2 separate regions of the Homo sapiens genome follow, and region 1 is linked to region 2. Evidence: chromatin loops called from intact Hi-C (ENCODE). Cell type or tissue: CD4-positive, alpha-beta T cell. All regions are shown on one strand. Each heading gives the region's core, and the rest is flanking DNA. Links, peaks and the distances in the headings are about the cores only. Region 1 overlaps ENKUR (enkurin, TRPC channel interacting protein). Region 2 overlaps PRTFDC1 (phosphoribosyl transferase domain containing 1).

Evidence for each region. Peaks named below come from ENCODE experiments on the same cell type or tissue, not always from the same donor. Only the 100,000 strongest peaks of a DNase experiment are listed, where the experiment ranks them.
Region 1: it touches region 2 in a loop (2.5-fold over the local background); 10 of 110 quality-filtered maps call a loop at or near these places.

Annotation. Positions count from the first base shown.
Region 1 is chr10:25,010,764-25,013,680 of GRCh38, forward strand. All of the region lies in intron 1 of ENKUR (enkurin, TRPC channel interacting protein), which reads right to left. It also overlaps a transcript of THNSL1 not described here. Among named protein-coding and RNA genes, the nearest start is that of ENKUR, 3.9 kb to the right of the region's middle. In CD4-positive, alpha-beta T cell, for the core only: no CTCF peak of the experiment used is centred there; no DNase peak of the experiment used is centred there.
Region 2 is chr10:24,886,542-24,889,458 of GRCh38, forward strand. All of the region lies in intron 3 of PRTFDC1 (phosphoribosyl transferase domain containing 1), which reads right to left. Among named protein-coding and RNA genes, the nearest start is that of PRTFDC1, 65 kb to the right of the region's middle. RefSeq lists an enhancer at 1,088-1,297. In CD4-positive, alpha-beta T cell, for the core only: no CTCF peak of the experiment used is centred there; DNase peaks (open chromatin) are centred at 950 and 1,250; H3K4me3 peaks cover 1,033 bases; H3K27ac peaks cover 1,408 bases.

The DNA of each region.
Region 1 (2,917 bases), core at 279-2,778, 120 kb after region 2:
GGACATGAACTCATCATTTTTTATGGCTGCATAGTATTCCATGGTGTATATGTGCCACATTTTCTTAGTCCAGTCTATCATTGTTGGACATTTGGGTTGGTTCCAAGTCTTTGCTATTGTGAATAGTGCCACAATAAACATACGTGTGCATGTGTCTTTATAGCAGCATGATTTATGGTCCTTTGGGTATATACCCAGTAATGGGATGGCTGGGTCAAATGGTATTTCTAGTTCTAGATCCCTGAGGAATCGCCACACTGACTTCCACAATGGTTGAACTAGTTTACAGTCCCACCAACAGTGTAAAAGTGTTCCTATTTCTCCACATCCTCTCCAGCACCTGTTGTTTCCTGACTTTTTAATGATTGCCATTCTAACTGGTGTGAGATGGTATCTCACTGTGGTTTTGATTTGCATTTCTCTGATGGCCAGTGATGATGACCATTTTTTCATCTGTCTTTTGGCTGCATAAATGTCTTCTTTTGAGAAGTGTCTGTTCATGTCCTTTGCCCACTTTTTGATGGGGTTGTTTGTTTTTTTCTTGTACATTTGTTTGAGTTCATTGTAGATTCTGGATATTAGCCCTTTGTCAGATGAGTAGGTTGCAAAAATTTTCTCCCATTCTGTAGGTTGCCTATTCACTCTGATGGTAGTTTCTTTTGCTGTGCAGAAGCTCTAGTTTAATTAGATACAAACCTGAGAAAAACAAGCAATAGGGAAAGGATTCCCTATTTAATAAATGGTGCTGGGAAAACTGGCTAGCCATATGTAGAAAGCTGAAAGTGGAACCCTTCCTTACACCTTATACAAAAATTAATTCAAGATGGATTAAAGACTTAAACGTTAGACCTGCAACCATAAAGACCCTAGAAGAAAACCTAGGCATTACCATTCAGGATATAGGCATGGGCAAGGTTTTCATGTCTAAAACACCAAAAGCAATGGCAACAAAAGCCAAAATTGACAAATGGCAACTTATGTTTAAAAGGAAGCAGAGCATAAAAGTTCAGAAAATTTGCAGCCCGATGATGCAATAGAAAAGAAAAACCAATTTTCTGAGGAGAAATTCAAGCCAGCTGCAGAAATTTGCATAAGGAGAAGCCAAATGTTAATAGCCAAAACAATGGGGAAAATGTCTCCAGAGCCTGTCAGAGGTCTCCACAGCAGCCCCTCCCATCACAGGCCCAGAGACCTAGGAGAAAAAATGGTTTCATGGGCTGGGCCCAGGGCCTTGCTGCTTTGTGCAATCTTGGGACTTGGTGCCCTGAGTCACAGCCATGGCTAAAAGGGGACAACGTAGAGCTCAGGCCATTGCTTCAGAGGGTGCGAGCCCCAAGCCTTGGTGGCTTCCACATGGTGTTGGGACTACGGGTGCACAGAAGTCAAGAATTGAGGTTTGGGAACCTCCACCTAGATTTCAAAGGTTGTATCAAAATGTCTGGATGTCTAGGCAAAGATGTGCTTCGGGGCAGAGCCCTCATGGAGAACCTCTGCTAGGGCAGTGTGGAAGGGAAATATGGGGTGGGAGCCCCCCACACAGAATTCCCACTGGGGCACTGCCTAGTGGAGCTGTGAGAAGAGGGCCACTGTTCTCCAGACCTCAGAATGGTAAATCCACTGAGAGCATGCACCATGCACCCAGAAAAGCTGCAGACACTCAATGCCCACCCATGAAAGCAGCCGGAATGGGGGCTGTACTGTGCCAGGTCACAGGGACAGAGCTGCCCAAGACCATAGGATCCCACCTCTTGCATCAGCGTGACCTGGATGTGAGACATGGAGTCAAAGGAGATCATTTTGGAACTTTAAGGTTTAATGACTGCCCTATTAGAATCTGGACTTGCAAGGGGCCTATAGCCCCTTTGTTTTGGCCAATTTCTGCTATTTCGAATGGTTATATTTACCCAATGCCTGGACCCCCATTGTATCTGGGAAGTACCTAACTTGCTTTTGATTTTATATGCTTGTAGGCAGAAGGGACTTGCCTGGTCTCAAATGAGACTTTGAACTGTGGACTTCTGAGTTAATGCTGAAATGAGTTAAGACTTTGGGGGACTGTTGGGAAGGTATGATTGGTTTTGAAATGTGAGGACATGAGATCTGGGAGGGGCTGGGGTAGAATGATATGGTTTGGCTGCATCCCCACGCAAATCTCACATTAAATTGATGAGATCCCATAATTCCCATATGTCATGGGAGGGATCTGGTGATAGGTAATTGAATCATGGGAGTGGGTCTTTCCTGTGCTGCTCTCATGATAGTGAATAAGTCTCATGAGATCTGATGGTTTTATAAAGGGGAGTTCCCCTGCACACACTCTCTTTCCTGCCACCATGTAAGATGTGACTTTGCTCCGCCTTTGCCTTCTGCCATGATTGTAAGGCTTCCTCAGCCATGTGAAACTGTGAGTCAATTAAACTTCTTTTGAAATATAAATTACCCAGTCTCGAGTATGTCTTTATTAGCAGCGTGAGAACAGACTAATATACTATGTTCTATGATAGATAAGAGATATAAAAGACATATTTATTAAATTTGCAAATGACACAAAAAGAATGGTTAACAGAATGTATAAAAGATTCAAATGCAAAACTATCTCCATAGATTAATGAGTTGAGATAAAAAAGAATCAGCTACATAATTAGAGGATGGGAGAGACCAACCTTAGTCAAAATCCATACAGGGTATTTTAGTGTGAGCCAATAGTTGGACATGACTGTCAAAATGCTTATGGAAGCTTAGGCTGAATGGATGAAAATATTGTGCCAAGAATTATGGAAAGGAGATAATGGTTTCATGGACTGTTCAGACCATAACTGGAATATTGCTTTAAACAAAATGGAAAGAGGGGATGACTGGAGATATTCAATAACTGCAGACATCAATAAAGGGTGATAGGCCAGGCGTGGTGGCTCAC
Region 2 (2,917 bases), core at 220-2,719:
TGTGCATGGATCACTTGTGCAGATTGTGATTCTGTATGTGTGGGGTGGGGCCTAAGAGTCTGTGTTTCTTTCTTTTTTTACCCCCTTACATTCGGGGTCTCATTATGTTGCCCAAGCTGGAGTGCAACGGTGCTATCATAGCTCACTGCAGCTTCGAATTCCTGGGCTCAAGAGATCCTCCTGCCTCAGTCTCCAGAGTAACTGGGATTGCAGGTGCGTGCCACCATGCCCAGCTAATTTTTTACACATTTCTAACCAGCTCCCAGGTGATGGGGGTGCTGCAGGTCCACAGGCCACCCTTTGAGTAGCCAGGGTCTATGTTCCACACACATCAACTTGTGGGCTAAATCTAGTGCGTATCCTGCATTTTACCATCTTTGTATTTTACATCTTTGTATCTTGTTAATACTCCTTCTTTTTTTTTTTTTTTTTTTTTTTTTGAGACGGAGTCTCGCTCTGTCGCCCAGGTCGGACTGCGGACTGCAGTGGCGCAATCTCGGCTCACTGCAAGCTCCGCTTCCCGGGTTCACGCCATTCTCCTGCCTCAGCCTCCCGAGTAGCTGGGACTACAGGCGCCCGCCACCGCGCCCGGCTAATTTTTTGTATTTTTAGTAGAGACGGGGTTTCACCTTGTTAGCCAGGATGGTCTCGATCTCCTGACCTCATGATCCACCCGCCTCGGCCTCCCAAAGTGCTGGGATTACAGGCGTGAGCCACCGCGCCCGGCCGTTAATACTCCTTCTAATAGGGTTTGGCCATGTCCCCACTCAAATCTCATCTTAAACTGTAGTTCTCATAATCCCCACGTGTCATGGGAGGGACCTGGTGGAGAATCATGGTGATTCAATTATCATGGAGAACAACCTCCATGTTGTTCTCATCATAGTGAGTTCTCACGAGATCTGATGGTTTTATAAGGGCTTCCCCCCTCTCCCTTCGCTCTGCACTTCTCCTTGCTGCCACCATGTGAAGAAGGATGTGTTCGCTTCCCCTTCTGCCATGACTGCAAGTTTCCTGAGGCCTCCCCAGCCCTGCAGAACTGTGAGTCAAACCTCTTTCCTTTATGAATTACCCAGTCTCGGTGTGTCCTTATAGCAGAATGAGAACGGACTAATATACCCTCTATCCAGCATGGCTCTCTGTCACATCTCTGCCTGTCAAAATCATAATCATGCTTAGATATCCAAATTAAGTTCCACTTTCATTATAAACTATCACCTGAACCTCACCCCACCACAACTGTAGGCCAGAAGTGATCTCTCCAGCCAACCCACTTCCTTTGCATGTAGCACCCGTTCAGGCAGCACTGGTTACTTCCTTGTTATATTAGCTACCCCTTGTTCACTGCATATGCATCTGTTCACTTCTGTGTTTTTAAATTTTAAATTTTTGTAGTTTTTGTAGAGACAGGGTCTCACTATATTGCTTAGGCTGGTCTCAAACTCTCGGGCTCAAGCAATCCTCCTGCTTCAGCCTCCTGAGTTACTGGGAATGACTAATTTTTGTATCTCTATAGAGACAGGGTCTTGCTGTGTCATCCAGGTTGGTCACAAACTTCTGGGCTCAAGTGGTCCTCATGCCTTGGCCTCCCAAAATGCTGGGATTACAGGCATGAGCCTCTGCACCAGGCCCACTTCTGCTGTTTTGAAAGCAGCTCGAGGATAGGGACTTTACACCTATCTCCTTAAAGATTCCTTAGTACTGAACAGGGCCTTGGACATAGAAAGGAACATGGTGTAGGACTCAAAGAGTGGCTCAGACCCTGCCCTGCCCCTGTCTTAAGCTCCCTGATGCTAGTCTTCTCTTCTAGAAAATGAGTTCAGTGACACCTACCCGTTTGGGTTGTTGTGAGGTTTAATTTAAATGTCATATGTAAAGTGCTTTACCCAATAGGCCCTTGATAAAATGTCTATTGGATTGAATTTGCCTCTTGTATTATCTGTAAAAGGGAAGGGAGCGGACATGGGAGTGAATTAAGGACAAAACCAGACCTGGCACCGAGTGTCTTAGCTTTTATTCCAATACGTTTTCCACTCTCCCAAGCTTTGCTGCCTTTTAATTCTATGAGTAGCTGTCATTCATGTAGCTAAAATTTGTTAGTGTTTACAGAAAAACACTAGAATGTTATTTACTGGGTTCACATTTTCTATACAAATCACTGACCAAAGTCAGATAGGGCTTAGAAAGAAAAGGTATCAATGTACCCTTAGGTCTTGGTAAGCCATAAAGTAACATAATATATAATATACATCAATAATGTGGTGGTATCTCTACATAACTCAACACAGCAAAACTTAAAAGCAGGCAATGGTTTCCAGATGCAATGTGGAAAAAGAAATTATTATGATCAGCTGGAATAATTGACTTAACCAGTTACTTTCTGGGAAACTGTGGCAAACTCATTTGATTTCTCATTTACTTCATCTGGAAAATGGAAATGCTGCTACCACCTGCCTGTTATGGTCTGAATGTTTGTTACCCCCCTCCCCGACCCTGCCCCAAATTCAGATGTTGAAATCGAATCACCATGATACTAGGAGGTGGGGACTTTGGGGGGTGATTAGGTCATGAAGGCTGAGCCCTTGTGAATTAGGATTAGTGCCTTTAGAAAAGAGACCCCAAAGAGCTTGCTTGCCCCTTCCACCAAGTGAGGACACAGCAAGAAGGCACCATCTATGGACATGAAAGTGGGACCTCGTCTATGGCCATACCACCTAGAACACGCCCGATCTCGTCTGCAAGTGGGCCCTCACCACACACTGAATCTGCCAGCGCCTTGATCTGGGAATTCCCAGACTCTAGAACCATGAGAAAGAAATTTCTGTTGTTTATAAGCCACCCAGTCTATGGTATTTTGTTACAGCAGCCCATACGGACTAAGACAGCACCTTACCCACTTCTCAAAGTTACATAAGGA